2 separate regions of the Homo sapiens genome follow, and region 2 is linked to region 1. Evidence: chromatin loops called from intact Hi-C (ENCODE). Cell type or tissue: Caco-2. All regions are shown on one strand. Links, peaks and the distances in the headings refer to the core of each region. The heading gives the core; the rest is flanking DNA.

Region 1 (15,765 bases), core at 9,014-13,013:
CAACATAGTCTGAAGGCTGAAAGATTGGACTCCTGGTTACAGATGAAACCTGCGACCCTGAGTGAGAACTTCTGTTCCTGTTTGCCCACCCTTTCCTGATTGGTTCTTTCTGAATAATGCTTTTAAACCAATCAAATGTTACCTTTTCCAATACTACCTATGGCCCTCCCCTTCCCCATCCTGTGCCTATGAAAACCCCCAGATTCAGCCACACTGGGGAGATGACCCAACCTTCCTGTCCCCTCTCTGCTGAGAGCTGTTTTGTCGCTCAATAAAATTCTCCGCCCTCATCACCCTTCAATTGTCAGCATGACCTCATTCTTCTTGGATGTGGGACAAGAATTCAGGACCCACCAAGCACAGGTACTCAGAAGGCTGTAAACATTGTGGCCCTCTTCCCTCCACCAGCAGAGGGCAGCCTCCCAATGTCACAGGAAGCAATGGTAGGGCCAAGCCAGCCCTGGAGCCAAGGGCCAGAGCTGGGCAAGGGCCTGTCCAAGCTGTTAACACACTGCTGTCCATCAGGCTGCAGATGGTGGGACTAAATGAGCTAATTAGCACGTTGTAACACTGCTTCTGGGGCTTCAGGGTTGTAGGCACCCTTGCCTGGGCACCACTGCATCCCCTTGGGATGTGGCAGGACACACCTCGTCCAGCTGCAAGCACTGCATGGAGCCCACTCCTGTGCTGAAGTTTGGAATGGCTGGTCAGATCCCATACTCACTCACACACACATCCTCTCCTGCCAGGGGCTGAGCATGTAGTCACAGCAGCAGCAGCAGGAGCCATGGGCTGGAGTGCAAGCCAGACATGGCCCGGTGGGCCAAGCAGATGGGATGTCTGCTGCTTCAAACCTGGCAAAGGGGCCAAGAAAAATCCTGCATTAGTAGCATGTATCAATGCTTCATTCATTTTTATGGCTGAGTAATATTCCACTGTTTGGATATAACACATTTTGTTAATACACTCATCAGTTGATGGACACTTGTGTTGTTTCCACTTTTTGGCTATTATAAATAATGCTGCTATAAATGTTCATGTACAAGTTTGTGTGTGAACATTTCAATTTTTTCATACCTAGGAGTGGAATTGCTGGATCATATCATAATTATGTTTAATTTCTTACCATTTAGAGACCTATTATACAGCATGGAGACTACAGTTAATGACAATATAGTGTACTAAAAAAATGCAAATAGAGTGTTCAGATGTCATGGTGCACACCTGTTGTCCCTGCTACTCAGGAGGCTGAGGTGGAAGGATTGCTTCAGCCCAGGGAGTTTGAGGCTGCAGTGAGCTATGATCATACCAGTGCACTACAGCCTGGGTAACAGAGCAAGACCTTGTCTGAAAAAAGAAAAAAGGTAAATGGAGAGGATGATAAGTGTTCTCACCACAAAAGTGATAATTATGTGAGGTAACACATTTGTTAATTAGCTAGATTTAACTATTCCACAATGTATATATACTTCAAAACATTGTGTTCTACACAATACATAAAATTTTCTCTGTTAATTAAAAAAAAATCAGCAATGTACAGAGGTTGTAATTTTTCTACATCCTCCCCAATTCTTTGTATTGTCTGTATTTTTTTTATCATAGCTATGAAAGGAAAATAAATCTTGGGGCCTCAAAATCACTAAGTTAAAGGGTAAAGTCAAGCTGGGAACTGCTTAGGGCAAACCTGCCTCCCATTCTATTCAAAATCACCTGCTCACTGAGATAAATGCATATCTGCTTGCCTCTTTGGAGAGGCCAATCAGAAACTCAAAAGAATGCAACCGTTTTTCTCTTATCTACCTATGACCTAGAAGCCCCCTCCCTGCTTCGAGTGGCCCCGCCTTTGCTTTGAGTTGTCCTCTTTTCCAGGCTGAACCAATGTTCATCTTACATATGCTGATTGATGTCTCATGTCTCCCTAAAATGATAAAACTAAACTGTGCTCTGACCACCTTGGGCACATGTCGTCCGGACCTCCTGAGGCTGTGTCATGGGTGTGTGCCCTCAACCTTGGCAAAATAAACTATCTAAATTAACTGAGGCCGGTCTCACATATGCCGGGTTCACATTTTGGTAACCACGAAGGGATTCTGAGTGGAGGTGCACCTGATCTTTGACGAAGTTCCTATCGGTGCTTGGTACCAGCATGACCTAACCTTATGGCTTAAACCAACAGGACAAATTGCTGAGGTTTGGGAGCACACCCTCCAGAGGACCCCTGATCTCCCAAAATTTGGTTGAGATCTAAAGTTTATTTTGCTGTACAACTCCCCCCAACACCTTTTTTTTTTTTTTTTTTTTGTTTTACTTGCTTCCAACAAGGAATGCAAGATTTCTTGCTGATGTTGGAAGGCAGGCTCCTTTATGGAGTTTGAGCTCGCTCCCAGCAGGGAAGACGAGTTCAAGTGTTTCCTGCTTCAAGGATGGTAGAGAGCAGTCTTCAGCCTGAGACTCATCCCTAGGTAAGTAGCTGAATTGTCTTGGCTAAAGTTTAACAACCAGCTGGTCTTAATTTCTCCTTACCATTAGAGCACTCAGTGACCAAGTCTACCTGACTTCCTCAAATCCAAGAGGGACTTCCAAAGCCTCTCTAATTTGGCTAAAATTCCTTGCAGCTACAAAAGAGGAAAAAAAAACAACCCATGTGTTTGGTTTCTGTGTTTGCTTCCTCCTTAAAAAATGAAATGTTCTTTCATTTACTTTTCTTCCGCCCTGTACCTCCTTCCCTCTTTGCCACCTGTAGTATCAGAAAATCTAGAGAAGGCTTCTAATAACTTGAACCCCTTTAAAGAATTCAGAACAAAGTCATCACTCATCCCTTTTGGGGTGTTCTGTTTTCCTTGTGGTGTTTCAAGAGTCCTGGGCAGATTCTTCTTAGGTCTAAAGCTCTGTTTTCCTGTATTACATGAGCTGACCTCTTTGGCTTTGCAGGTAACCAGAGATGACCTTGTACTGTGAGAGGATTTGACCCTGGCATGTGAAATGGCAGATGAGAGCTAGAAAGGTAAGGGTGGCTGAGCACAGTTTACAGGAAGTGGTCTTCGCTGTTGTTGTTGTTGTTTTTTGACACAGAGTTTCGCTCTTGTTGCCCAGGCTGGAATACAATGGCGTGATCTCAGCTCACTGCAACCTCTGCCTCCTGGATTCAAGCAATTTTCCTGCCTCAGTCTCCTGAGAAGCTGGGATTACAGACATGTGCCACCATGCCTGGCTAATTTTGTATTTTTAGTAGAGACAGGGTTTCTCCATGTTGGTCAGGCTGGTCTTGAACTCCTGACCTCAGGTGATCCTCCCACCTCAGCCTCCCAAAGTGATGGGATTACAGGCGTGAGCCACTGTGCCTGGCTGTTTTTTTTTTTTTTCCTCCTAGGAAGTCGTTGTTTAAGGATCCTAATTCTAGTTTGGAGATGCATTCTAAAGGATCTTCTCTATCCCAAAACTAATTTCGATTTGGCTTGTCTGTGAACAATTGCATGAGGAACTGAACTGTTGTTTTCATAGGTAAATGAGAAACTGAGTTTTCTCAGTTTGAAAGAGAAAGGCATTTTGCTCCTCCCAGACAAATGGTGCCCCTGGGTGACCGGGGGGCTCATGGGAGTGTCTGGGTGATTGACCCCCCAGATGATGTGTAGCAGCCCTACAGGGAAATCCCCAACAAAAATTAATTTTGAAAAAGGCAGCCGGGTGTGGTGGCTCACACCTGTAATCCCAGCGCTTTGGGAGGCCAAGGAGGGCGGATCACCTGAGGTCAGGAGTTTGAGACCAACCTGGCCAACATGGTGAAACCCTGTCTCTACTAAAAATACAAAAGTTAGCTGGGTGTGGTGGCAGGTACCTGTAATCCCAGCTACTCAGGAGGCTGAGGCAGGAGAATCACTTGAATGTGGGAGGTGGAGGTTGCAGTGAGCTGAGATCATGCCACTGCACTCCAGCATGGGTGACAGAGCAAGACTCTGCCTCAAAAAAAAAAAAAAAAAAAAAGAAAAAGAAAAAGCTTGTCCAGGAAATGCATATGAGGGCTGATCACCCAGTGTTTTGAGCTCTCTCAGAGGTCATAGAACTCTGGAGAGAGAAACTGAGATACATAAGAGGGTGGAAATGACTCAGTGGTGACACACTGTGGAGTCCTGCCCACAAGCAGTACACATCAATCTACCACTCAAAAACCTTAGGCTACAGCTCAGTTCCTCCTTTTAGGAAAATAAGTAGGAAACAAATCATCTAAGAATGAGGAGAAAACAAGGAGAATGGCCCCCTTTCAAGTAATCCATAGGTTTTATGGCACCTCTACTTGCCAGAGTTTATGTAAAATAGAACTAATATGGTCTTTGTGCATATTTACATTAAGGAAAAAGAGCTCTAAAATCTGTTTGGGAAAGGACTGTTAATGTCGTTTCAAAGCTAAACTATAAACTAGGTTCCTCCCAAAGTTAGTTTGGCCTATACCCAGGAATGAACAAGGACAGCTTGGAGGTTAGAAGCAAGATGAAGTCAATTAGGTCAGATCTTTTTCACTGTCTCAGTTATAATTTTGCAGTTCCATAGTTATGGTTCCATAACTTTAAATGATGACTATCACAGTTTTCATAAGTAATCTAGGTAAATAATGAAAATAAAATAATTAGGTAAATACAATGGGATAGTTGTAGACAAACTTGTCATAACTTAGAATCTAAAGTTATATTAAATTAAATAATATGGCTGGGCATGGTGGCTCATGCCTGTAATCCCAGCACTTTGGGAGGCTGAGGTGGGCGGTCAGGGGTTCAAGACCTGCTTGGCCAACATAGTGAAATCTTGTCTGTACTAAAAATAATAATAAAAAAAAATTAGCCAGGCATGATGGTGGGTGCCTGTAGTCCCAGCTACTTGGGAGGCTGAGACAGGAGAATTGTTTGAACCTGGGAGGCAGCGGTGGCAGTGAGCTGAGATTGCACCACTGCACTCCAGCCTGGGTGACAGAGGGAGACTCTGTCTCAAAATAATAATAATAAATAATAGGTATTTTATTATTTGGGTATTTTCCAATAAAATTATATTGTAGAAAAACATTCTTTCTGAAAAAATGTGTGTCCTTTTAAAAAGGTGAAAAAGTTTTGTCTGATTCAAAGCTTATTTAAAGGTTATATATAAAGCAAGGTAAAAAGGGGTTGGGCATGGTGGCTCACGCCTGTGATCCCAGAACTTTGGGAGGCTGAGGTGGGCAGATCACCTGAGGTCGGGAGTTCAAGACCAACCTGACTAACATGGAGAAACTCTGTCTCTATTAAAAATACAAAATTAGCTGGGCGTGATGGTGCATGCCTGTAATCCCAGCTACTCGGGAGGCTGGGGCAGGAGAATTGCTTGAACCTGGGAGGTGGAGGTTGTGGTGAGCCAAGATCATGCCATTTCACTCCAGCCTGGGCAACAAGAGCAAAACTCCATCTCAAAAAAAAAAAAAAAAAAAAAGCCAAGCTAAAAAGAATCATGAAATAAGAGAGATGTAAATAAAGTTATAAAAATAAGCCAGGCATGGTGGCTCACAACTGTAATACCAGAACCAGAACTTTGGGAGGCCGAGGCAGACGGGTCACCTGAGGTCAAGAGTTTCAGACCAGCCTGGCCAACATGGTGAAACCCCATCTCTACTAAAAATATGAAAATTAGCCAGGTGTGGTGGTGGACGACTGTAATCCCAAATACTTCGGAGGCTGAGGCAGGAAAATCACTTGAACCCAGGAGGTGGAGGTTGTAGTGTGTTGAGATTGTGCCACTGCACTCCAACCTGGATGACAGAATGAGACTCCATCTTGAAAAAAAAGGAAAAAAAAAAGTTATAAAAATAAAGAGGTTTTTTAGTTTTTTTTGGTAAGAAAACATAAAGAAAAATAATTTCATATGAGAAAGAATCTTGTGTGGCAAATTTAGTCCTAGAATAAAATGACTGTTTAAGAAAGAAGGATGTTCAGGACAAACCAGAAAGTCAAAGCATGTCATGAACAGTCTATGTAAGTCACAATAAGAAGATTTATTAAAAAAAACTTTTATATGATCAAGTTGTCTATAATTAAAGTGAAATTATAATGGTCTTTTCAGAGACTGGGCTTGATGTATAAAAAATCTTATACACTATATAATTGGTTACAACAATGAAATTTTCTTAAGGGATTGATTTACTCTTAATAAATTATGAGAGATTTTAATTTATTTTTTATTTTTATTTTTATTTACTTTTTTGAGACAGAGTCTCACACTGTCACTGAGGCTGGAGTGCAGTGGCACGATCTCGGCTCACTGCAAGCTCCGCCTGCCGGGTTCATGCCATTCTTCTGCCTCAGCCTCCGGAGTAGCTGGGACTACAGGCACCCACCACTACACCCAGCTAATTTTTTGTATTTTTAGTAGAGACGAGGTTTCGCTGTGTTAGCCAGGATGGTCTCGATCTCCTGATCTTATGATCTGCCCACTTTGGTCTCCCAAAGCGTTGGGATTACAGGCATGAGCCACTGTGCCCGGCCAAGAGATTTTAATTTTTTTTAACTCAACGTTCACCTTTATTGGATCTCACCATTTTCATTTTCTGTCCCCTTTTAACCCTTTTAAAGGGCGCAAAATAGTAACACTCTCCTTCAACTCATTTCCAGCTCATATAAGTTTATTTCCTTGAGTTGTGTTTGCTGTTGTGGCCTGATGATAACAATGTTTTTTCTTTCTTTCTTTTTCTTTCTTTCTTTCTTTCTTTCTTTCTTCCTTCCTTCCTTCCTTCCTTCCTTCCTTTCCTTCCTTCCTTCCTTCCTTCCTTCCTTCCTTCCTTCCTTCTTTCTTTCTTTCTTTCTTTCTTTTCTTTCGACAGAATTTTGTTCTTATAGCCCAAGGTGGAGTTCAATGGCACGATCTCAGCTCACTGCAACATCCGCCTCCTGGGTTCAAGCGATTCTCCTGCCTCAGCCTACTGAGTAGCTGGGACTACAGGCGCACGTCACCATGCCCAGCTAATTTTTGTATTTTTAGTAGAGACGGGGCTTCACCATGTTGACCAGGCTGGTCTTGAACTCCTGACCTCAGGCAATCCGCTTGCCTCCTGACCTCAGGCAATCCGCCTGCTTCAGCCTCCAAAAGTGCTGGGATTACAGGTGTGGGCCACCACACCCAGCCCTCGTATGTGCTTTTAAAGTCCTTGTGACAGTGAGTTACAAGGCTTTGACTCCTAGGTCTAAAAAGGACACCAAGTCCTGAGAAATCCTAAACTCTGACAGCAATTAAAGGCTCATCTTCAGGCCTGCTGGAAGATGCCAATCAAAATAAACTGCATTTCCTGTGACACAGGGTCAGAATTTAAAGCTATTCAACTCCACAAGGCCCAGGGACTATTGTGGAAGAGGTGGGTGTGTGACACTGTAAGGGCCAATTTTCAGGAATAAAATAAGTTCAGTTTCTCTATAAGTTAATCAATAATGTGAAAGGCACACTGATGCAAGACCAGCATATGGGCCCCTGTGTCAGATCAACAAGGTTTCTTGAAGCATTAAGTGACTCCTTAATAAAGGTTACAATGTTTATAAAAGGCTTATGGAAGTTATATCTTATGGTCAAGATTAAAATTTTATAGATTGTTTATAAAAATTAAGTCTCCTCAATGAATGAAGGTTTTCACTTTTTTTTTTAATCCCCGAGTTATCACTTTGGTCAAATGAATGAGTTATTTTACAATGAGTGTGATACCAAGTGTTTTAAACCTTTGATATTTGACAACCCAGAATCAAATTATAAATTATGTATTGGCCAGGTGCGATGGCTTATGCCTGTAATCCCAGCACTTTGGGAGGCCAAGGCAGTGAATCACCTGAGGTCAAGAGTTTGGGACCAGCCTGGCCAACATAGTGAAACCCCATCTTTACTAAAAATACAAAAATTAACTGGGTGTGTTGGCACATGCCTGTAGTCCCAGCTACTTGGGAGGCTGAGGCAGAAGAATTGCTTGAACCCAGGAGCCAGAGGTGGCAGTGAGCCACGATCGCACCACTGCACTCCAGCCTGGGTGACAGAGGGAGACTTTGTCTCAAAAAAAAAAAAAAAAAAAAAAAAAAAATATATATATATATATATATATATATATATATACACACACACACACATATATATGTGTGTGTGTGTGTTATGTCTTTTTCTGACCTAATTAATCCTTTAAGATATTAGGTTCCCTAAAGTCCAAAAATGACATAATTTGTCTTATTTGGTATAAAAATTATACAGGAAGCACTGTCAAATATGAAATGGTGTTTGGTTTTCTTTGGGCTGTATTTGTATAAATATGTTATTGGTATGTGTTCCAAAATTATGGGAAACTCCTATAATTCTGATATGACTTAGTATACATTATCAGTGATAATTGTAATCATTATGTTAAATTATTGTCTGCCACAGAGGCAAAAAATTTCCTTGTCAGTTGTGTTTTTTACTATGGCTGCCCTAAAACTTTTTGTCATCCACAGACAATTGTTTTCTTGGTTTGGTCCTCTTTATAAGGTGGCTTTATAATCAATAAAACTCTAACAAGTGCTAACAGGTGCTCTTTTTTTTTTTTTTTTTTTTGAGACAGGCTGGAGTGCAATGGCACAATCTTGGCTCACTGCAACCTCCACCTCCCGGGTTCAAACAATTCTCCTGCCTCAGCCTCCTGAGTAGCTGGGATTACAGGTGCCCACCACCACACCTGGCTAATTTTTATATTTTTAGTAGAGACAGGGTTTCACCATGTTGGCTGGGCTGTTCTCAAACTCCTGACCTCAGGTGATCCACCCACCTCGGCCTCCCCAAAGTGCTGAGATTACAGGCATGAGCCACTGTACCCAGCCTAAAAGGTGCTCTTGAATGCAGGTTTCTGATAACTTTGGAGACTGTGACATCAGAATTGAGGGAAAACTTTCAGGACTCATGGAGAGCTGAAATATTCATGAAAATGAAGTAGACCAGGAATTAACTGCATGGACTGAACTGATAGAGGACTGAAGTAGTCTTTTTGACACTTTGATTAAAACATTTCTGATCCTTTGTTTTGTTTTTTCAGAGTCAAGGAAACATTTCTTTTGAGCTATTGTCAACTTTTAACAAGGAAGTATACTCCTATGAACAAAATTTGGAGCATATTTGTTTCTTTCTACCTGATTTCTCCAGAATTTGGGAACTATTTGTGAGTATTCTTAACTTTTGGCAATATGGTTATTTGCATAAGTTCAATAAGAATCTGTGTTCATTTGTAGTAGGACACAATTGGAGAAACTGGTTATTTTATCAAGGCTTTGACTGAAATGGTGTACTTTCCTTTAAGGAATCAAACGACTAATAGAGCCAATAAAAACCCCTTGGGAAAAGTGGCCTCATACCTTTGTCTACACAGTCCATGTACCGGGTTCCTGACCAGTGAAACAATGTTCCATCGAAGCCAATTTAAAAGACTATGTAAAAAAATTATGGCTGGGCGTGGTGGCTCACGCCTGTAATCCTAGCACTTTGGGAGGCCAAGGTGGGTGGATCACTTGAGGTCGGGAGCTCGAGACCAGCCTGACCAACATGGAGAAACCCTGTCTCTACTAAAAATACAAAATTAGCCAGGTGTGGTGGTGCATGCCTGTAATCCCAGCTGCTCAGGAGGGTGAGGCAGGAGAACTGCTTGAATCTGGGAGGCAGAGGTTGTGGTGAGCCAAGTTTGCATCATTGCACTCTAGCCTGGGCAACAAGAGTGAAATTCCATCTCAAAAAAAAAAATATTCTTGCTGCACTGTATACAAATAATCAGGCCAAGTATAATAAAGCAAATCAGTCCCACTATGATTTGTCTTTAGCAAAAATGGGAAACTGGAGAGAGAAAATTTATGTTTCAAAAACTATAGTTCACCTGTTGTTAGATTCTAGTCTTGCCTAATGTTTTTCAATTTTTATTATTTTCTACAGTTTGGACTGATTTTTTTTTTTTTTTTTGGCTAGAAGTCTTCAAAATAATGTTTTCAATTTTTTTCATTCTTTTTTCCCCCATTTTTCCTAATTTGGAGTCACCAAAAATTAAGCTGTGCTTTCTTAAAGCCCTGTGAACTGAAGCTAGACAACTTAAACTTCAGAAGAAAATAACAGCAACCTATTTACATATATCAGCCACTTTCATACCTGCTACTGATGTATGAACTTCAGAGTAATGTGGCTTATATTGATTTTCCAGGATTCTTCTTTTGTTTCTTGTTGTTTTCCTCCCTTCCTCCTCTTACTTTCTCTTCATAGGACAGGAAACTTCACAACCTGCTAAAAATGAGCTTTCCTAATATCTCTGGACCTACCTGTCTAGGAATCAGATGAAGCCTGAAACCAGAGACTCATTTTCTTCTAAAATGCTTTCTCCAAAAGATTTTTTTAAAAGAGAAGGCGGAAATGTGAAAGGAAACTAAATCTTGGGGCCCCAAAATCACTAAGCTAAAGTGAAAAGTCAAGCTGGTGACTGTTTAGGGCAAACCTGCCTCGCATTCTATTCAAACTCACCCCTCTGTTCACTGAGATAGCCTCTCCAAAGGAGAGGCTAATCAGATAAATGCCTCCTTTGGAGAGGCTAATCAGGTAACTCAAAAGAATGCAAACATTTGTCTCTTATCTACCTATGACCTGGAATCCCCCTCCACACTTTGAGTTATCCCGCCTTTCTGAACCAATATTTATCTTACATATGTTGATTGATGTCTCATGTCTCCCTAAAATGTATAAAACCAAACTGTGCTCTGACCACCTTGGGCACATGTTGTCAGGACCTCCTGAGGTTGTGTCACCAGTGTGTATCCTCAACCTTGGCAAAATAAACTTTCTAAATTAACCGAGGCCTGTCTCAGATACTGGTGTTCACACAGCCATCCTGGTGGATGTGAAGTGGCATCTCATTGTGGTTTTGCATTTCCCTAATGATTAATGATGTTGAGCATCTTTTCATTTGCTTATTGAGCATCTATTATATTCCTTGAAGAAATGTCTATTTAAATCCTTTACCCATTTTTAAATTGGATTGTCTTTTCAGTATTGAGTTTTCTTTTCTTTTATTTTCTTTAAAATAGAGGCAGGGTCTCACCATGTTGCCGAGGCTGGTGTTGAATTCTTGGAGCTCAAGTGATCCTCCCGCCTCAGCCTCTTGGAGTTCTGGGATTACAGGCATGAGTCACCACCCCCGGCCTTCAGTGTTGAGTTTTAAGAGTTCTTGATATATTCTGGATATTAGACTTTTATTAGATATGTGATTTGCCAAGTTCTCCCTCTCATTCTGTGTGTTGCCTTTTCACTTTCTTGATGGTGTCTTTTGAAGTACAAAAGTTTTTAATTTTGAAGTCCAATTTATCTCCTTTTTCTCTGGTCACTTGTGCTTTATGTGTTATATCTAAGAAACCATTACCAAATCCAAGTCACGGAAATTTACGTCTATATTTTCTTCTAAGAGGTTTACAGTTTTAGCTTATATTTAGGTCTTTGATTCATTTTCGTGTAACTTTAGTATATGTGTGAGGTAAAGGTCCAATTTCATTTTTTTTGCATGTGCCTTTCCAGTTGTCTCAGCATGTAACTGACTTCTTGATAAGTAGCTTGGTTGAAATCTGCTTGAGCAAGTGAAAATAAATAATGTATTTGATGAATAAGAGCTACTGCTGTATTCATTGCAATGCTGAGTCTGGAATTCAGGAATTTGGGGCACTGTAGTGGGTAGAATGACGGCCCCTAAGGAGGTATGTCCGTGTTCCAGAACCTGTGAATGTGATTTAATTTGGAAAAGTAGGCTTTTGTAGGTATAATAATTAAGGAACTAGAGAGGAGATTATTTAGGGCCCATCCTGAATTATTCTGGTGGGCCCTAAATCCAATTAAAATTGTCCTTATGAGAGACACATAGAAGAGAGACAGATGGAGGAAACCTTGTGAAGATGGAGGCAGAGACTTGGAGTTATGGCGCTAGAAGCCAGGGAATACCTGGAACACTAGAAGCTAGAAGAGGCAAGAAAGAATTCTTCCCTAGGGCCTTTGAAGTGAGCCTAGGCCTTGATTTCAGACTTCTGGCCTCCAGAATGGGGAGAAAACAAAATTTTGATTGCATAAAGCCATTGGATTTATGGTAGTTTGTTACAGCAGTCCTAGGAAACTAAAACAGACACTTTTAAATGCTTATAGAAAAGATGATTATGGGCCAGGCATGGTGGCTCATGCCTAGCACTTTGGGAGGTGGAGGTGGCTAATCACTTCAGGTCAGGAGTTTGAGATCAGCCTGCCAACATGGTGAAACCCCTCTCTAAAAATACAAAATACAAAATTAGATGGGCATGGTAGTGCACGCCTGTAGTCCCAGCTACTCAGGAGGCTGAGGCAGGAGAATCACTTGAACCTGGGAGGTGGAGGTTGCAGTGAGCCGAGATGGTGCCACTGCACTCCAGCCTGGGCAACAAAGCGAGACTCAGTCCCCCGCCCCCCCCAAAAAATCCAGCCGTTCCTGAAGTCGTCACATGCCCTATCATACCTCAAAAGAAATTGCTTTGATTGGACGCGGCGTCTCACACCTGTAATCCCAGCACTTTGGGAGGCCGAGGCGGGCGAATCACCTGAGGTCAGGAGTTTGAGACCAGCCTGGCCAACATGGTGAAACGCCATCTCTACTAAAAATACAAAAATTAGCTGGGTGTGGTGGTGCATGCCTGTAATCCCAGGTACTCGGGAGGCTGAGGCAGGAGTATCACTTCAACCCAGGAGGCGGAGGTTGCAGTGAGCTGAGATCGTGCCACTGCACTCCAGCCTGGGCAACAGAGTGAGACTCCGTCTCAAAAAAAAAAAAAAAGAATTCATAACTACTCCATTATTCACACAATGAGATACGCTAAATAGGTTATCAAGAAAAAACAATGAAAACTTCCAATCTTTTAGAATAGAATGGGCTGGGCGAGGTGGCTTACACCTGTAATCCTAGCACTTTGGGAGGCCGAGGCCTGCAGATGGCTTGAGCCCAGGAGTTTGAGACCAGCCTGGGTAACACGGTGAACATTAGCCACCATGCCTGGCTAATTTTTATACTTTTAGTAGAGACAGTGTTTTGCCATGTTGGCCAGGGTGGTCTCAACTCCTGGTCTCAAGCAATCCACCCGCCTCAGCCTTCCAAAGTGCTGGCATTACAGGCATGAGCCACCATGCCCAGCCTATGGCTTCTTATTTGCTCAAAAAATACAGAATTCTTGAAATAGTAAGAATCATTTTTAAAATGTTTTTTTGAAATATGCTGTCTGCTTAAAGGGTGATATGTGCCCATCTCTACAAAAAATTAGCTAGACATGGTGATGCACGCCTGTAGTCCCAGCTACTCAGGAGGCTGAGGTGAGAGGATCACTTGAGCCTAGGGAGGTCAAGTCTGCAGTGAGCCATCATCATGCCACTGCACTCCAGCCTGGGCAACAGAGTGAGATCCTGTCTAAAAAAAAAAAAGAATTGTTCTAAATGGTTTAGGCATGTGCTTTCCTAGAGACAGGATCTAGGGTGATTTCTGGAAGTCCCAGTACTGTTAAGAATATAAATCTATCAACTAAGGGAACATATTCATTGTAGAAAATTCTACAAATTTTTTATACATCATTGAGAATCACAATGATCACACTATTATTGAAAAGAGAAAGCATCTGCAATGAAAACTGTAGCAAATGATGATAACTACAGCTGACTGCAGAATAGGAAGTGGAGAATAGGAACCACTTCTCATCTGATGTTGACTCACAATTGATCTGTTGACCACTGAAACAAAAGCATTTCCATAATTTAGAAAATCTATTTTTAAGGAGCTTTTGTGTTTAAACAAAGATCTAGATGATGTGTTTCTAGTACTTGACACCACTAGAGAGGGAAAGGATGTGGGAAGCCCAGTTACCCTGGCAATTCAGAGAGTGGTGAGCACTCCTCCAGCATTTGAATATAAAACAGAAGGCCCAAAACTTTCCCAAGAAAGCAGTAATTAACAGAGAAAACAGTGGGACTTATAGAGTTCATTGTTCAGCCGAGGCCATCAGTTTTGGTTGCACATGCACGTTTTCTTTCTGGGGCCACTTGTACTTCCTCCAATAATAGCACTAGCAAAGCTGCTTTTGCTGTGTCACCGGCATACTTTGCTGTTAAAAAATCTCATTTGTTTTGTTCTTTCTTGGAATATTTTATAAAGCAGTCTGCTATTTCTGACATGTGTGTGTGTTTCTGTGTCTTGTGTCTGTTTTTCTGCTTATAAAGTTTTTTGGCCTGTAGGTATTTTTCCAGGAAAAAGATTAAATTTTGATCCAATTAAGCAAAAACATTGTCAACAGCACTTTTTCATTGGCAGCAATGACCTCTTTTTTCATTTTTATGTTTTCATTTTTTTGACACAGTCTTGCTCTGTCTCCCAGTGGCGCGATCTCAGCTCACTGCAACCTCCACCTCCCAGGTTCAAGTGATGCTCCTGCCTCAGCCTCCTGAGTAGCTGGGACTACAGGCATGCACCACCTCGTCAGGTTAATTTTTGTATTTTTTTGTAGAGACAGAGTTTCACCATGTTGGCCAGGCTGGTCTTAAACTCTTGGCCTCAAGTAATCCACCCACCTCGGCCTCCCGAAGTGTTGGGATTACAGGCGTGAGCCACCGTGCCCAGCCTATGACTTCTTACTATCTCAAAAAATACAGAATACTTGGAATAGTAAGAATCATTTTAAAAATGTTAATTTTTTGAAATACACTCTCTACTTAAAGGATGATATGTGGACACAGGAATTTTCCTCAAGTAGACTGTGGAATTATAATTTTATAATGCCCCAGTTGATAGCGCAGGAGTCCTAACAAAAGAGAAAAACAATTAAAGGAAGCTACACTTTTCAATTTATGCAACCTGGATTGTATTTGTGGTCTATACTGGATATGTTCCAGTTCTATATCACAATACAAAATTTCCTCAAAGCTAACTAGCCCAGACATCAATTAAATAGGCTGGTAAACAGATAGGCCAACATGGGTATAATTCATTAATTGATCACTGCCAGCCAGCCAGCCGTTAGATAACTATATTTCTAGCAAACAGAGATAATTTCTCCTGAATAATTGAGGTCTTGCAAGAGTTAACAAATTAGGCTGGGTGTGGTGGCTCATGCCTGTGATCCCAGCACTTTCGGAGGCCTAGGCGGGTGGATCACTTGAGGTCAGCAGTTCGAGACCAGCCTGGCCAACATGGTGAAACCCCGTCTCTACTAAAAATACAAAAATTAGCTGGGCGTGGTGATGGGCACCTGTAACCCAGCTACTTGGAAGGCTGAGGCAGGAGAATTGCTTGAACCCAGGAGGCTGAGGTTGCAGTGAGCCAAGATTATACCACTGCACTCTAGCCTGGATGACAGCGTGAGATTCTGTCTCAAAAAAAAAGAAAAAAAAGAGCTAACAAATTATTTGTAAAGAGGAAAGTATATTCAATTGATGGAGAAGATGCAATATATATAATTACCTTGATTTTATAGTTATAAATAGTAATGGGCTCTGGAAAGATACATACACAAAATCATTAAACCACCAGAAATGACAGAATGCAAGGCAATCATTAAACTACCAGAACCGACAAGTTTTTTTTTTTTTTTTTTTTTGAGACCGAGTCTCACTCTGTTGCCTAGGCTGGAGTGCAGTGGTGCAATCTTAGCTCATTGCAACTTCCACCTCCTGGGTTCAAGCAATTCACCTGCCTCAGCCTCCCGAGTAGCTGGGATTACAGGTGTGGGCCACCAC
Region 2 (15,765 bases), core at 11,227-15,226, 120 kb before region 1:
ATAGCAATTTCTCCTTCTTTCAAACATGTCAGTGACCAATTTCCTACAGTAAGTTTAGTGGGTCCTGGTGCTGACAGTATAGGTTGACTTGAAGTAGATGGCTTTACTTGGCCTCGAGCTCTTTGTAACTTCTCTAAGAATTCACTTCGGCTTTCTATAAAGACAAAATACTTGTTTCAAAATCTTATTTCTTTCAAGTATGACATGTATTTTCTCTTAGGAAAAAAAGACCTATTAAAATATAAATTTTAAACAATAAAACTAAATTAGAAACTGGAAATATTAGCCAGGCATGGTGGTACGCATCTGTAGTCCCAGCTACTTGGGAAGCTAAGGCGAGATGATCACTTGAGCTCACGAGTTTGAGGCTGCCATGAGCTATGATCACACCACCGCTCTCTAGCCTGGGAGACAGAGTAAGACACTGTCTCCAAAACAAAAAAAAAAAAAAAAAAAGGAGCTATATTTGTAAAGATATTTTTTAAAAAGTAGATACAGTGTTGTTCCTTGTCCCATGCAGTAAAAAGACATTTAGGAAATATTTTCATGGTATAATAATTTTTCTCTACTGATACAAAAGAAATTGATATTAAAAAATAAAGAAACAAATATTTTTGTTTCTACAGTGGCTCACACCTGTAACTCCAGCACGTTGGGAGGCCGAGGTAGGGGGATCACCTGAGGTCAGGAGTTCGAGACTAGCCTGACCAACAAGGTGAAACCCCATCTCTACTAAAAATAGAAAAATAAGCCGGGCATGGTGACAGGTGCCTGTAGTCCCAGCTACTCAGGAGAGTGAGACAGGAGAACTGCTTGAACCTGAGAGGTGGAGGTTGCAGTGAGCCGAGATCGCACCACTGCACTCCAGCCTGGGTGACAGAGTGAGACTCCGTCTCAAAAAAATAAAATACCTTGACAATGGTAGCAAAAATATGAGAAAAAAACCAAACTGTAGAAACTAGGAAAATATTTTAATTGAAACAAAATATTACCTGAACTGTCAGATCCACCTTCCGGACTACCACTTGAATACATGGTGGCAAGTTTTCCATCCAAGATAAATCTGAACCATCCATTACTGCCATTAGATAATTCCAAGGCTGCTGCATCACTCCAAATATATAAGCAGTCCCTTCCCCTAATGATTGACCAGTCTCTCCAATGATATGGTTTACCTTGTTGCAATTCTTTAGCATCTTCCTGTGGTTCATCTTCCTAAATGTGTAGAATTATTCAATTAAACATGGAAAATAATTTCAATTTCAAATATTCATACATATTTTAAAAACATGAATCTAATTTAATTTCAAATTTAAATACTCTGAACATAATACTCAATTGCCTGTAGCTTAATCTTTTTCCCCCCTTTTAGAAACATGGTCTCAACTCTGTCATCCAGGCTGGTGTGCAATAGTGTCATCATAGCTTACTGCAGCCTCTAACTCCTGGCCTCAGGCAATCCTTCCACCTCAACCTCCCAAGTAGCTGGGATTACAGGTCCAAGCCACGGCACCTGGCTCTCAATTCTGACTAATTAATTACCTATAACTAAATCTTACAAATAAGTGTTAAAAATATTAAGAAATTCATGTAAATAATGACCTATATTATATCATGTCCAGGTGTAGTGGGGTAAAGACTAATGGATTAGAGCACTACACACAACAACATAATAACCTAAAACCTTGGTGAACTCATTACATCTCTGGGCCTATTTGTAAACAATGATGATTTAGAGAGGCTCAATGGTATCCAAAGTGAAGTGTGTAACAGAATCACCAAAGAAGCTTTTTAAAGATAAATTTTGGCTGACAGTGATGGCTCATGCCTATAACCCCAACACTTTGGGAGGCCAAGGCAGGAGGAGTGCTTAGGCCATGAGTTCAAGATCAGCCTGGGCAACGTAGCGAGTCTGTCTCCACAAAAAAAAAAATTAAAAATTAGCTGAGGGTGGTAGTGCGCACCTGTAGTCCTAGCTACTGGAGAAGTTGAAGCACGAAGACTGCCTGGGCCCTGGAATTTGAGGTTATAGTGAAGGACTGTGCCACAGAACTCCAGCCTGGGTAACAGATCGGGACTCTGTCTCTATTATCTATATCTATCTATCTATCTATCTATCTAGATAATAAAGACACTATCTATAATCTCTATATAGATAATAGAGACAGGGTCTCACTCTATAATAATAGAGACATTATCTACAACCTCTATAAAGATAATAGAGACAGTGTCTCTCTATAAATATATATATTTATAATTTATATATAATATATATTATCTATTATAAGTAAATAAAATTCATTCATTCATTCCAAGACCCCACCCTTAGCCAAGTGAATCAAATATACTCATTCCCATGATCATACAAGTATTTTAGTTAGAGCTTTTTTTTTTTTTTTTTTTTGAGACAGAGTCTCGCTCTGTCACCCAGGCTGGAGTGCAGTGGCACAATCTCCACTTACTGCAAGCTCCACCTCCCGGGTTCACGCCATTCTCCTGCCTCAGCCTCCCAAGTAGCTGGGACTACAGGGGCCCGCCACTACGCCGGACTAATTTTTTGTATTTTTAGTAGAGATGGTGTTTCACTGTGTTAGCCAGGATGGTCTCTATCTTCTGACCTCACGATCTGCCCTCCTCCATCTCAAAGTGCTGGGATTACAGGCATGAGCCACCGCGCCTGACTCAGCATGTTTTTTTTTTTAAAAAAAATGTATAAACATTTTGTAGCTCAGCCTGTGTTCCTAAAACTTTTTTTGGACACATTTAAAAATGGAAAATATTCACATAAAAAAAGATATTAAATTATCTAAATACGTCCATCATAAACAACTAAAATATAGACAAGATATACGAAAAATGTGTTTTCAAACACTAAAGAACAGTCAATGCAGGACTATGATCCCCAAGAAAATGAAAGCAAACAAAGCGAGTCTCTTAGAACCAGAGACCATTTTCTGGCTAAGCTCATGTGGAAGGGGAACACAGATCCTAGCAGTACAAGTTAAGAAAATAGAGATCAGAGTTTGAAAAGTTTGAGGCAACTGGAATATGTGGAGGCTGAGTTCACTATTACGGAACTAAAGAGAAAAAGCCTCTCCAGAAATCTGCAAAGTAGTTTCCACTGAGTACTACACTTATATACGGGGTGATACTGCATAAGATTGGGCAAAGAACAACTGGAAAGTTATAAGAGATCATACAAGTAGCCAGACATTTGCATTCCAAACAGCCAGAGTAGAAAATCCTCATAGATCACCAGGATATTCAGTGAATTCAAAGAAATCACAAATTTGGGATCATAGGGGTGAAGTTCCCTAGAGTAAAAGCTATTCTGCCACCATGCAATGACAATTTTGTACTCTTTGTAGAGACAGAGTTTTGCCATGTTACCTAGGCTAGGCTCGAATTCGTGGGCTCAAGCGACCTGTCCGCCTCGGCCTCCCAAAGTGCTGGAGTTACAGGCATGAGCCAAGGTACCTGGCCAAAACCCAATATTCTTTACAAAAGACCACAAAGCCCAGAGCCCAACATCATCACATTTACAATATCCAGTAGCAAATCAAAACTTACTAGACAAAGAAGCACAGTGGCTCACACCTGTAATCTCAGCACTTTGGAAGGCCAAGGCAGGAGGATAACTTGAGGCCAAAAACCAACCTAGCCTTGGCAACATTGTGAGACCCGCATCTCTACAAAAATAAAATAAATATTTTTTTAATTAAACAATAAAAAAATAAAGAGGCCAGGTGCGGTGGATCACTTTGAGGTCACGAGTTCGAGACCACCCTGGCCAACATGGTAAAACCTTGTCTCTACTAAAAATACAAAACTTAGCTGAGCATGGTGGTGTGCACCTGTAATTCCAGCTACTTGGGAGGCTGAGGCAGGAGAATTGCTTGAACCCGGGAGGCAGAGGTTGCAGTGAGCCGAGATCACGCCACTGCACTCTAGCCTGGGTGACAAAGCGAGACCCTGTCTCAAAAAAGAAAAAATTAGAAAGAAGGCCAAATAATTTTCAGATACATAAAATCTGAGAGAATTATCTGGCTTGCCTTTTCTTTTTTTTCTTTTTTTTTTTTTTTTTAATAAAAATAGAGATGGGTCGGCCAGGCGTGGTGGCTCATGCCTGTAATCCCAGCACTTTGGGAGGCCAAGGCGGGCGGATCACGAGGTCAGGAGATCGAGACCATCCTGGCTAACACGGTAAAACCCTGTCTCTGCTAAAAATACAAAAAATTAGCCGGGCATTGTGGCGGGCGCCTGTAGTCCCAGCTACTCGGGAGGCTGAGGTAGGAGAATGGCTTGAATCCGGGAGGCAGAGCTAGCAGTGAGCTGAGATCACGACAGAGCGAGACTCCATCTCAAAAAAAAAAAAAAATAGAGACTGGGTCTCACCTCACCATGTTGCCCAGACTGGTCTCGAACTCCTGGGCTCAAGTAATTCTCCTACCTGAGCCTCCCCAAAGTGCTGGGATTACAGGCATGAGGCATCATGCCCAGCCGACCATTTCAACGTATTTTGAAGAGCGTAAGTGTGTAATGATGAAGTACAACTTACCAATTATTTGTTCTTTTACAGTATAACCTTTTGAAGTTTAATTTACAAAATCTTTCCCAAGTCCAAGGTCACTAAGATTTTCTCTTTTCCTCTAGAAGTGTCATAATTTTAGTGTATACATTTTAGTCTATGGTTCATTTTGTTAATTTTTGTATATGGGACCCTAACCATGTATATATATAATGTATATATATAATGCTATATATATACATGGGTAGTAAGGGTTGAGACTAAGGGAGACTCAATCTCAAAAAACAAAACAAAAAAAGAAATGATACAAATATATATATATGTGGTAAGGGTTGAGGTTTAATTATTTTGCATATGCTATTGGCTTGTTCATTTTTTGAAAAGATCATCCTTTCTTGGTGGTCTTAGCACTTTTGTTGAAAATCAATTGGCCATATGTGTAGTGGGTCATTCATCTATCTTTACACTATTGTCACACTTTCTTGATTACCAAAGTTTTATAAAAGAGTTGAAATTGATGTATATCCTTCTACGCTGCTCCTTTTCCAGGTTGCTTTGGCTATTACATTTATATACAAATGTTAGACTCTCCTTGTTTTTTTTTTTTTTGAGATGGAGTTCTGTTCTGTCAACCAGACTGGAGTGCAATGGCACGATCCGATCTCGGCTCACTGCAACCTCTGCCTCCCAGGTTCAAGCAATTCTCCTGTCTCACCCTCCCAAGTAGCTGGGATTACAGGTGTGTGCCACCACGCCCAGCTAATTTTTTTTTTCTTTTTTTGAGATGGAGTCTTGCTCTGTCGCCCAGGCTGGAGTACAGTGGCGCGATCTCAGCTCACTGCAACCTCCGCCTCCCAGGTTCAAGTGATTCTCCTGCCTCAGCCTCCGGAGTAGCTGGGACGACAGCCAAGTGCTACCATGCCTGGCTCATTTTTGTATTTTTTGTAGAGATGGGGTTTCACAATGTTGGCCAGGCTGGTTTCGAACTTCTGATCTCAGGTGATCTCCCTGCCTCGGCCTCCCAAAGTGCTGGGATTACAGGCATGAGCCACTGCACTCAGCCTAGAATCTCCTTGTCAATTTCTACAAAAAGACTGCTGGGATCTTGGTTGGGATTGCTGTAACCTATTTCTTGAGAGAGAGAGTTCCAGAAAATAAACTCGGATAATATTTTTGTTTTGTTTTTCCTTAAATCCCCCAGTAATTCTGACGATTAAACAGATTTGGGTAACACATACACACTCTCTCTTTCACCACCCTCGGGATTCTACAATTATTAACTCATATACCACCATTTTTTTCAAAAATATTACTACCCTGTTATTAACACACAGTAAGCATTCACTAAATATTAGAAATAAATCTTGCTGGGAACCACTAGACACAGAAAAGGTATATTTAAATTTGCAGTCTAAGGCAAGAGTTACCAATGAATACAGAAATTGGTGGGTTAAATTTACTGAGGAACAGCATATTTACACAGTCTGGAATTATGTCCCTACAAATTACTTATTACAAAAGGAAAAAGAGGCCAGGAGCAGTGACTCACGCCTGTAATACCGACAGTTTGGGAGGCCGAGGTGGGTGGATCACCTAGGTCAGAAGTTCGAGACTGGCCTGGCCAATATGATGAAACCCTGTCTCTACTAAAAATTCAAAAATTAGCTGGGCGTGGTGGTACGTGCCTGTAATCCCAGCTACGCCGGAGGCTGAGGCATGAGAGTCGCTTTAACCCAGAAGGTGGAGGGGGCGGTGAGCCGAGATCATGCCATTGCACTCCAGCCTCAGCAACAGAGCAAGATACCGTCTCAAAAAAAAAAAAAAAGGAAAAGAGCAACTTTACAACTTTACAGTAGAGAAACCTGGAAGAGAAAAACTTAAGCAAGTGATCCAAGTTATCATAACCAACAGGGTAAACAGACACAAATGTGCCTCCAAGAAGGAACATTATGCACCTAGAAGAGCATAGTATCACCTCTATAGGACTTTTGCTAAAACACATAAGCTGAATTTAATCACAAAGAAACATGACACAAAGTTAGGCTCTTTGTTCAAATTAACTGTTCTATTCTCTTCATAAACACCAAAGCTATGAAAATAAAAGGAAGGCTGACAGACTGCTGTAGGTTCTCAGGACAAACTATCGCAGGTTCTCAGGAATATGATAAGCAATGTAATGTGTGCTCCTGGATTTCATTGTGGACCAGAAAAAAAAATTACTATGAAGGACATTAAAGACAATGGCAAAATCTAAATATGTCTCCAGAGAATATATTAGTGTTACATAAATATTAAATTTTCTGATTAGTACGATTTTGATAATTATACTACAACTATGTCCTGGCTTTTTTCTGGTGAAATATTTAGGTTAAAAGGTAAAACTCTGTATTCACCTTACCATCAATTTTTTTTTTTTTAAGATGGAGTCTCAGGCCGGGTGCGGTGGCTCACGCCTGTAATCCCAGCACTCTGGGAGGCAGAGGCGGGCGGATCACGAGGTCAGGAGATCGAGACCATCCTGGCTAGCATGGTGAAACCCTGTCTCTATTAAAAGTACAAAAAATTAGCCAGGCATGGTGGCAGGCGTCTGCAGTCCCAGCTACTGGGGAGGCTGAGGCAGGAGAATGGCGTGAACCCAGGAGGCGGAGCTGGCAGTGAGCCGAGATCGCGCCACTGCACTCCAGCCTGGGTGACAGAGCGAGACTCTGTCTCAAAAAAAAAAAAGCTGGAGTCTCACTCTGTCGCCCAGGCTGGAATGCGGTGGTGCGATCTCGGCTCACTGCAACCTCAGCCTTTGGGAGGTCAGGGCAGGCAGATTACCTGAGGTCAGGAGTTTGAGACCAGCCTGACCAACATGGAGAAACCCCGTCTCTACTAAAAATACAAAATTAGCCAGGGAGGTGAAGGTTGCAGTGAGCTGAGATCACAACATTGCACTCCAGCCTGGACAACAAGAGCGAAACTCCATCTCAAAAAAAAAGTACACACACACACACACACACACACACACACACAAACAGATACATGTGTCTGAAAAAATGTTAAAGGAAATGGGGCAAAATGTTAATAACTAGTGAATTTGGATAGAGAGTATTCTGATATTCTTTAACTATATTTGCAACATTTCTATATGTTTAAAATTGTTGATCAAAATGTTTTAAAAGAAAATTGACCAATTTAAAAAATATACAGAATTATTTCATATTGTCATTATCCTGTCAAAAACCATCAAAAATTGAAACTAGATTTTCCTCAAAAAAAAAAAAAAAACTCTTCCTGATACCTCTATAATTAAGACCACTCACTTTTTCTGGTTTTGATTCCTCTTCATTCTCATCATCAGAGGAAGGACCTGCCAACGTTGACACTTTGCTAATTACACCAAGTCTGGCTAGCTGATCCAAAAATATATCACCACCTTTATCTACTAAATCCCTTATGATCTGCAAAGCCAGCAAGTGGCCATCATCATCATCCTGAAAAATAAAAAATAAAAATAAGTTTAGTTGCCAGGAGTAGAGAAATGCAGTAATTTGCACAACATGATTTACTGAAATTAAAACAAAAATTTTATTTCAGACTACTAGCTAAAGGAAATTAATGCTAAAGAGTTTTGAAAAAGAAACGGACCTCTTGATCCAGGACAGTTGCAGTGATTTCCACTAGTATTGTAGGCAAATTGTGACCAACATCAGAATCACAAACTTCTTTTAACAGTGCTTCAGAGCAAAAATGAATCATTTTTCGAATTAGAGCAAGACTTGCTTTCCTTGAAAAGTAAAAATAGAATTATATGAAGCCAAATGAAGTTAAAATAAATCAAAATGCATGCATTAATGAACAGTAAAATATCCAATGTTACATTTTATACACTCTGCTAAAAAAATACACTTAATAAAAAAATACAAAAAATTGGGACTCAGCACTATATGTTCATTTTTGAAATAATTCCATTTATTTTCTATTATAAATATATTGAGCTCACCAAAAATGACTTATAATTTTCTTAAATGCACTTTTCTATTCTATATTCTACACTTTACTAGCATGAATGTTAACATGTCATGATAATTTTAGAAAATCAAGTAAAAAGTACTACAACTACTAAGAAAATAAATGGGGCCCAGTGCAGCGGCTCACGCGTGTAATCCCTGCATTTTGGGAGGCTGAGGGAGGCGGATCGCTTGAGGTCAGGAGTTCAAGACTAGCTTGGCCAACATGGAGAAACCCCGTCTCTACTAAAAATACAAAAACTAGCTAGACGTGGTGGCAGGCACCTGTAATCTCAGCTACTCAGGAGCCTGAGGCGGAATAATCACTTGAACCTAGGAGATGGTGCCACTGTACTCCATCCTGGGAGACTGAAGGAGACTCCATCTCAAAACACAAAATAAAATTAAAAAAAGAAAAGAAATGATACAAATTATACCTAAAATTTCCTATAATCCAAAATACAATGCTCTAAGAACTTAAGATACTAGGTAATTTATATGAAAAACAAAATTTTGATTTAATTTGTCCTTCATCAAATTTAAAATCCACGTTCACTGCAACTATGGACTCATATAAATGAAAATAAGAGATCCTAATAATCCCATGCCCCCAAAATATTCCCATCATTAACAAATTAGTATGCCTCCTTTCCCTTTTATTCACTTACTGCTTTGCTTAGACCGTAGCAGACACTCAATAAAGTCACATAAATTAACCTCAATTTTTTTTTTTTTTTTTTTTTTTTGGAGACAGAGTCTCGCTCTGTTGTCTCGGCTGGAGTGTAGTGGCACAATCTCGGCTCACTGCAACCTCCGCCTCCCGGGTTCACGCCATTCTCCTGCCTCAGCCTCCCGAGTAGCTGGGACTACAGGCGCACACCGCCACGCTCAGCTTTTTGTATTTTTTGTATTTTTAGTAAAGATGGGGTTTCACTGTGTTAGCCAAGATGGTCTTGATCTCCTGACCTCGTGATCCGCCTGCCTCTGCCTCCCAGAGTGCTGGGATTACAGGCGTGAGCCACCACGCCCGGCCAAATTAACCTCAACTTTATAACATGTAACCTGATCTTTTAAAATAAAAAACACATATTCACATACATTTAAATGATAATAAACTACTAATAAGATGAGGCTTGGCTGGGTGAGGTGGTTCACACCTGTAATCCCAGCACTTTGGGAGGCTGAGGCAGGTGGATCACCTGAGGTCAGGAGTTCGAGACCAGCCTGACCAATATGGTGAAACCCCGTCTCTACTAAAAATACAAAAATTAGCCGGGCATGGTGGTGGGCATCTGTAGTCCCAGCTACTCAGGAGGCTGAGACAGAAGAATTGCTTGAACCCTAGAGGCAGAGGTTGCAGCAGGCCAAGATCGTGCCACTGCACTCCAGCCTGGACGACAGAGCCAGACTCTGTCTTAAACAAAAACAAACAAACAAAAAAAAGGCTTGTCTATTATGTAAGAGCCAATAATCAATTCATTTAACAAATATTTTCTAAGTATCTAACAATGTTCTAGGCACTAAGCTGCAGATATCATTACCCTTGAGGTGAATGATAGAAGGATAAAGAGGCAAAATTTTCAACTGATGTCCTAGAGAGGCATGTGACACAGCTGTATTTCTACAGCATAGGGTCTCTACATATTTTATAACTCTCTCTAGCTGAAGTTATAACATTATATTTCTTTAATGAAGGAATATGCTTTATTACAAATTCAAGTACAGTACAGAAAATGATAGGTGGACAGAGGACAAACTGTTCTAACAGGATTGGTTCTTTCCAGTTTTTGTTTTGTTGTTTTTAATTTAATTTAATTTATTTATTTTTTTTGGGACAGAGACTCGCTCTGTCACCCAGGCTGGAGTGCAGTGGTGTGATCTCGGCTCACTGCAACCTCCACCTCCTGGGTTCAAGTGATTCTCCTGTCTCAGTCTCCAGAGTAGTTGTGATTACAGGTGTGCACCACCACACCCAGCTAATTTTTGTAGTTTTAGTAGAGACGGAGTTTCATCATGTTGGCCAGGCTGATCTTGAACTCCTGACCTCAGGTGATCTGCCTGCCTCAGCCTCCAAAGCGCTGGGATTACAGGCGTGAGCCACCGCACCTGGCCATAATTTTTTTTTTTTTTTTGAGACAGGGTCTTGCTCTGTCCCCCAGGCTGGAGTGCGTGGCAGGATTTTGACTCACTGCAACCTCCGACTCCCAGGTTCAAGTGATTCTCGTGCCTCAGCCTCCCAAATAGCTCGGACTACAGGCTCCTGCCACCGTGCCCAGCTAATTTTTCTATTTTTTGTAGAGACAGGGTTTTACCACGTTGCCCAGGCTGGTCTCGAAATCCTGTGCTCAGGAGATCCACCCTACTCGGCCTCCCGAAGTGCTGGGATTACAGCCATGAGTCACTGTGCCTGGCGCCGGTTTTTATTACTGGCCCCAGTTTTTATTTATATTCCACTGTAAATACCAGAATTTAACTATTAGTTTTATATCATGACTTATTTCAATTAACAATGTATTAGAATGTTTATATGTTATTTATCTATCTCTCTCTCGTATACTGAGCCATCATGAGCAGTAACCTTTTTATGTACTTTAAAAACATAATTCATTTAACCCACACAACAAAACCTATGAGGTGGGTTTTATTATCTCAAATTTACAAGTGAAGATACTGAGCGATAGTTAAGTCAGTCTACTAAGATCACCAAGCTAATAAATTACAGAGCCTGTATTCAAATTCTATCTCTTAATTAGATGATACATAATACTCACAACATAAAATTTTCCTGTTTAACACTATTATATAAATTTTGAACATTTAGTTTACAGTCTTTTCTATTAAAAATAGCACTATTTATTTTTGTGTAAACAGTTTCTTCATATTCCTTCAGTACAGAGGGATTCTTGGATCTAACAGCCTAAACACTTTCATTAAGTATTGAATGTGTATGAGTACTGCATTCATATTGGCAAACTGATTCAAAAAAGGTTGTTAACACCTTAAATTATCACTAAATATGAATATCTACAATATTCCTTTTTACTTAAAAAAAATTCTCATTTTTTAAGTTTCTTAACTGTCTAATAGGTAAAAATGATACCAAATTTTACTTATTTCTAAAATGTTTTGCTTTTTACTAGTAAGGAAATACTTTTTTTTTTTGAGACAGCATCTCACTTTGTCATCTAGACTGGAGTGCAGCAGCACAATCTCAGCTCACTGCAGCCTCGACCGCCCAGGCTCAAACAATCCTCCCACCTCAGCCTCTCGAGTAGCCAGGACTACAGGTATGCGCCACCATACTCAGCTAATTTTTGTGTGTTTTGTAGAGACAGGGTTTCACTAGTTGCCCAGGCTGGTCTCAAACTCCTGGACTCAAGCAATCCTCCCACCTCAGCCTCCCAAAGTGCTGGGATTACATGCATGAGCTAACACACCCAGCTAGGAAATACATTTTTCCATATTAATTTTTTGCCGTGTTTCCTCTTGAACACTGTGCCTTAATTTCATTGACTAATTTACTCAAATGGCTCTGAAATTTTTACGATCAATTTGTAAATACCCTTTGTATATAATAAAGACAGTATCCCTTTGTCATATTTGCTAACAAATACCCACCTGCTGGCAAATTTTTTTAGATTAAAAGTTTCTATTCTGAGACATTTGTGGCTGCAGGTAATATTGTTTCTGTTATGTAGTAGTTTTATGTTTTTTACATAAAATAAATTTAAAAGGACACATTTGGCTAATGCAAATAGGTTTCTAAAGTAAGCCAGGCATAGTGGCTCACGCCTGTAATCCCGCAGTTTGGGAGGTCAAGGCAGGGGAACTGCTTAAGCCCGGGAGTTCAAGACCAGCCTTGGGCAGCAAAGCAAAACTATCTCTAAAAATAAAAATTAGCTGGACCTGGTGGTGTGTGCCTGCAGTTCTAGCTACTCAAGAGGCTGAGGCAAGAGGATACACTGTGCCATGGAATTCAAGGTTGCAGTGAGCTGTGATCATACTATGCACTCCAGTCTGGGTGACACAGCAACACCCCGTCTCAAAAAAAAAGAAAAAAAAAAAGAAAAAAAAGAAAGAAAGAAAGGAAAAAGAAAAACAAAAAGCCAGGCTGGGTGTGGTGGATCACGCCTGTAATCCCAGCACTTTGGGAGGCCAAGGCAGGCAGATCACCCGAGATGAGGAGTTCGAGACCAGCCCAGCCAACATGGCAAAACCCCATTTTTACTAAAAACACAAAAAAATTAGCCGGGCATGGTGGTGTGTGCCTGTAATCCCAGCTACTCAGGAGCTGAGATGGCGCCACTTCACTCCAGCCTGTGCAACAGAGCAGGACTCTGTCTCAAAAAAAAAAAGAAAAAGAAAAAGCCATTCTTCCTATCAAGGTCTGATAAACATTCAAGTATATTTTCTTTTGCTCAGAGGTTCTGGAGGGGCTCACACCTGTAATTCCAACACTTTGGGAGGCTGAGAAGGGTGGATCACATGAGGCCAGGAGTTCAAGACCAGCCTGGCCAATATGGTGAAACCCTGTCTCTACTAACAAAATACAAAAATTAGCTGGGCATGGTGGTGCATGTCCTTAATCCCAGCTCCTCGGGAGGCTGAGGCACGAGAATCGCTTGAACCTGGGAGTCAGAGGTTTGCAGTGAGCCAAGATCATGCTACTGCACTCCAACCTGAGTGACAGAGCAAGACTGTCTCAAAAAAAAAAAAAAAAGTTTTGGAGGATAGGGAAAAAAAGTATCTTATCTTTTTGTTTTCCTAATATTTTAGTTTTTAAGTCTTAGAATTTGTTTAGATTTAAAATATAAGATAAAAGATTAGGGTGATTTTTAAAATCAAACTACAAAGCAGATACTCCAGTACCACTTAATAAATAGTACCCCCTCCCCTGAATGATCTGAGAAACATCCATTATAATACATTCAATACCTATATATAACTGGCTCTATTGGGGGGACTATTTTATTCCATTGATTTACACACTACTCTGCTAGTTATCATAAAAATTTCATTGCTAAAGGGTTACACTAACATTTCAGATTTTTCTTTAATAATCTCACCTATTTATTCTTCCAGATGAACTTTGGGATCTGTCAAGTTCTAAAACAAATTCTGTAGTTATTTCCTTTAGAACTGCATAACCTACAAATTAATTTTAGAAGAATTTATGTCTTTAGATTATTTAATGTTTTCACCCAAGAACAATTTCCCACTATATCCCACCAAGTCTACTTTTTTCTCTCAAATTGTTTTAAAAAAAAAATTGGGCCAGTCGCAGTGGCTCACACCTGTAAACCTAGCACTTTGGGAGGATCACTAGAGCTTAAGAGTTCAAGACCAGTCTGGGCAACATAGTAAGACCTTGTTTACACACAAAAAAATAAAAAAATTAGTCAGGTGTGGTGGTGCTCGCCTGTAGTATCAGCAACTTGGGAGGCTAGAGAACTGCTTGAGCCCAGGAGGCTGAGGCTGCAGTGAGCTGAGATCACGCCACTGCACTCCAGCCTGAGCAGCAGGGTAAGATCCTGACACACACACACACACACGCACACACACACACACGCACACATGCGCACACACACACACGGAAAGCAAGAAAAGAAAACCAGACCACACACGGTGGCTCACGCCTGTAAACCCAACACTTTGGGAGGCTGACGTCGGAAGATCGCTTGAGCCCAGGAGTTTGAGACCAGTCTGGGCAACACAGCAAGACTTCATCTCTACAAAAAAAAAAAAACTATTTTAATTAGCCAGGTGTTTAGCCAGGCATGGTGGCATGCATCTGTAGTCTCAGCTACTTGGGAGACTAAGGTGAGAGGATCACTTGAGCCTGGGAGGCAGAGCCTGCAGTGAGCCAAGATTGTGCCACTGCACTCTAGCCTAGGTGACAGAGTGAGCCCCTTTCCTCCCCCAAAGAATTAGCTGGGCGTGGTGGTGCACAACTGTGGTCGCAAGTGGTTGGGAGGCTGAGTTGGGAAAATCCCTTGAGCCCAGGAGTTTGAAGTTGCCGTAAGCTATGAGCACTCCACTATACTCCAGCCTGTGCGACAGTGAGACCCTGTAGCTAAAACCTTTTTTTTTAATTTTTAAAGGGCCAGGCGCAGTGGCTCACTCCTGTAATCCCAGCACTTTAGGAGGCAGAGGCAGGCGGATCACTTGAGGTCAGGAGTTTAAGGCCAGGCTGGCCAACATGGCAAAACCCCGTCTCTACTAAAACTACAAAAATTAGCCGGGCATGGTGGTGCGTGCCTGTAATCCCTGTAAACCCCTGGGAGGCTGAGGCAGGATAATCACTTGAACCCAGGAGGCGGAGGCTGCAGTAAGCCAAGATCACGCCACTTCACTGCAGCCTGGGTGACAGAGCAAGACTCTGTCTCAAAAAAAAAATTTTTTTTTCAAAAGGTCCTCATAAAGATCTAGTTTGCTGCAAAGGAGACTCAATCTTTGTCCAGTTATTTATACTAACTCCTAAGATGTTTACTTATCAGACCTGTTCAAAATTCTATGTAGCTTTCTTCTAAAACAAAGTGGAGAAGTACTCAGTCTAATTATCTTACAGAGAAAATAACCAGGCTTTTACAAACTACTCCACCACTGATACTACCAATCTCTGTTTTGAAGCCTTCACTGATCTGCTGTCTGCCTTTTATTTCCTGAACAGATACTGTGCACAGGCCTACACAGGTAATAGCTAATGTCAATATACATGGACACTCTTAACTGTCTGAATCAGTGTTATGTTTACTTATCTGATAAAACTTCAAAAAAACTGGTAAAATATCAGGTTGTAACCAATCCACCTTGTTTTTTCGAGACAGGGTCACATTATGTTGCCTAAGCTGGTCTCAAGCGATCCTACTACCTCAGCTTCCCAAGTAGCTGGGACCAGAAACGTGCCACCGTGTGCTCCCCCTTGTTTTTAATAATGCTAAATAATTCCAAAAAATAAACTATCACTTTTCAAATACCTCTAACATTGTAGACACTATGCTACACACATATTTAATTTTTATTCTCACTCCTAAAGAGGATTAAGTATAACTATCCTCACCTTGGAGACGAGCCAATTGATTAAGAGGTTATGTGCTTTGCCCATGGCCAAACATATAGGAAAGTGCAATGAGTTGATTCCAGAGTATGAGTTCTTAAACTAAGACATATATTATTTTCCTAGCTACAATTAAATGTGTCTGCTAATAACTACCTGGGAAAATTTAGCATCAAATTTTCTAACAC

What was found. A loop is a pair of places that touch in the nucleus more often than their neighbours do. Peaks named below come from ENCODE experiments on the same cell type or tissue, not always from the same donor. Only the 100,000 strongest peaks of a DNase experiment are listed, where the experiment ranks them.
Region 2: a loop joins it to region 1, with 2.4 times the contacts of the local background. A loop is called at or near these places in 1 of 110 quality-filtered maps.

The regions. Positions count from the first base shown.
Region 1 is chr14:31,269,963-31,285,727 of GRCh38, forward strand. No RefSeq gene overlaps it. Among named protein-coding and RNA genes, the nearest start is that of HECTD1, 70 kb to the left of the region's middle. RefSeq lists enhancers at 221-515, 311-360. In Caco-2, for the core only: no CTCF peak of the experiment used is centred there; a DNase peak (open chromatin) is centred at 10,609.
Region 2 is chr14:31,149,007-31,164,771 of GRCh38, forward strand. HECTD1 (HECT domain E3 ubiquitin protein ligase 1) reads right to left here. Exons shown (of 43, transcript NM_015382.4): 11 at 8,159-8,297; 12 at 7,834-8,004; 13 at 993-1,215; 14 at 1-154. Among named protein-coding and RNA genes, the nearest start is that of HECTD1, 51 kb to the right of the region's middle. In Caco-2, for the core only: no CTCF peak of the experiment used is centred there; no DNase peak of the experiment used is centred there.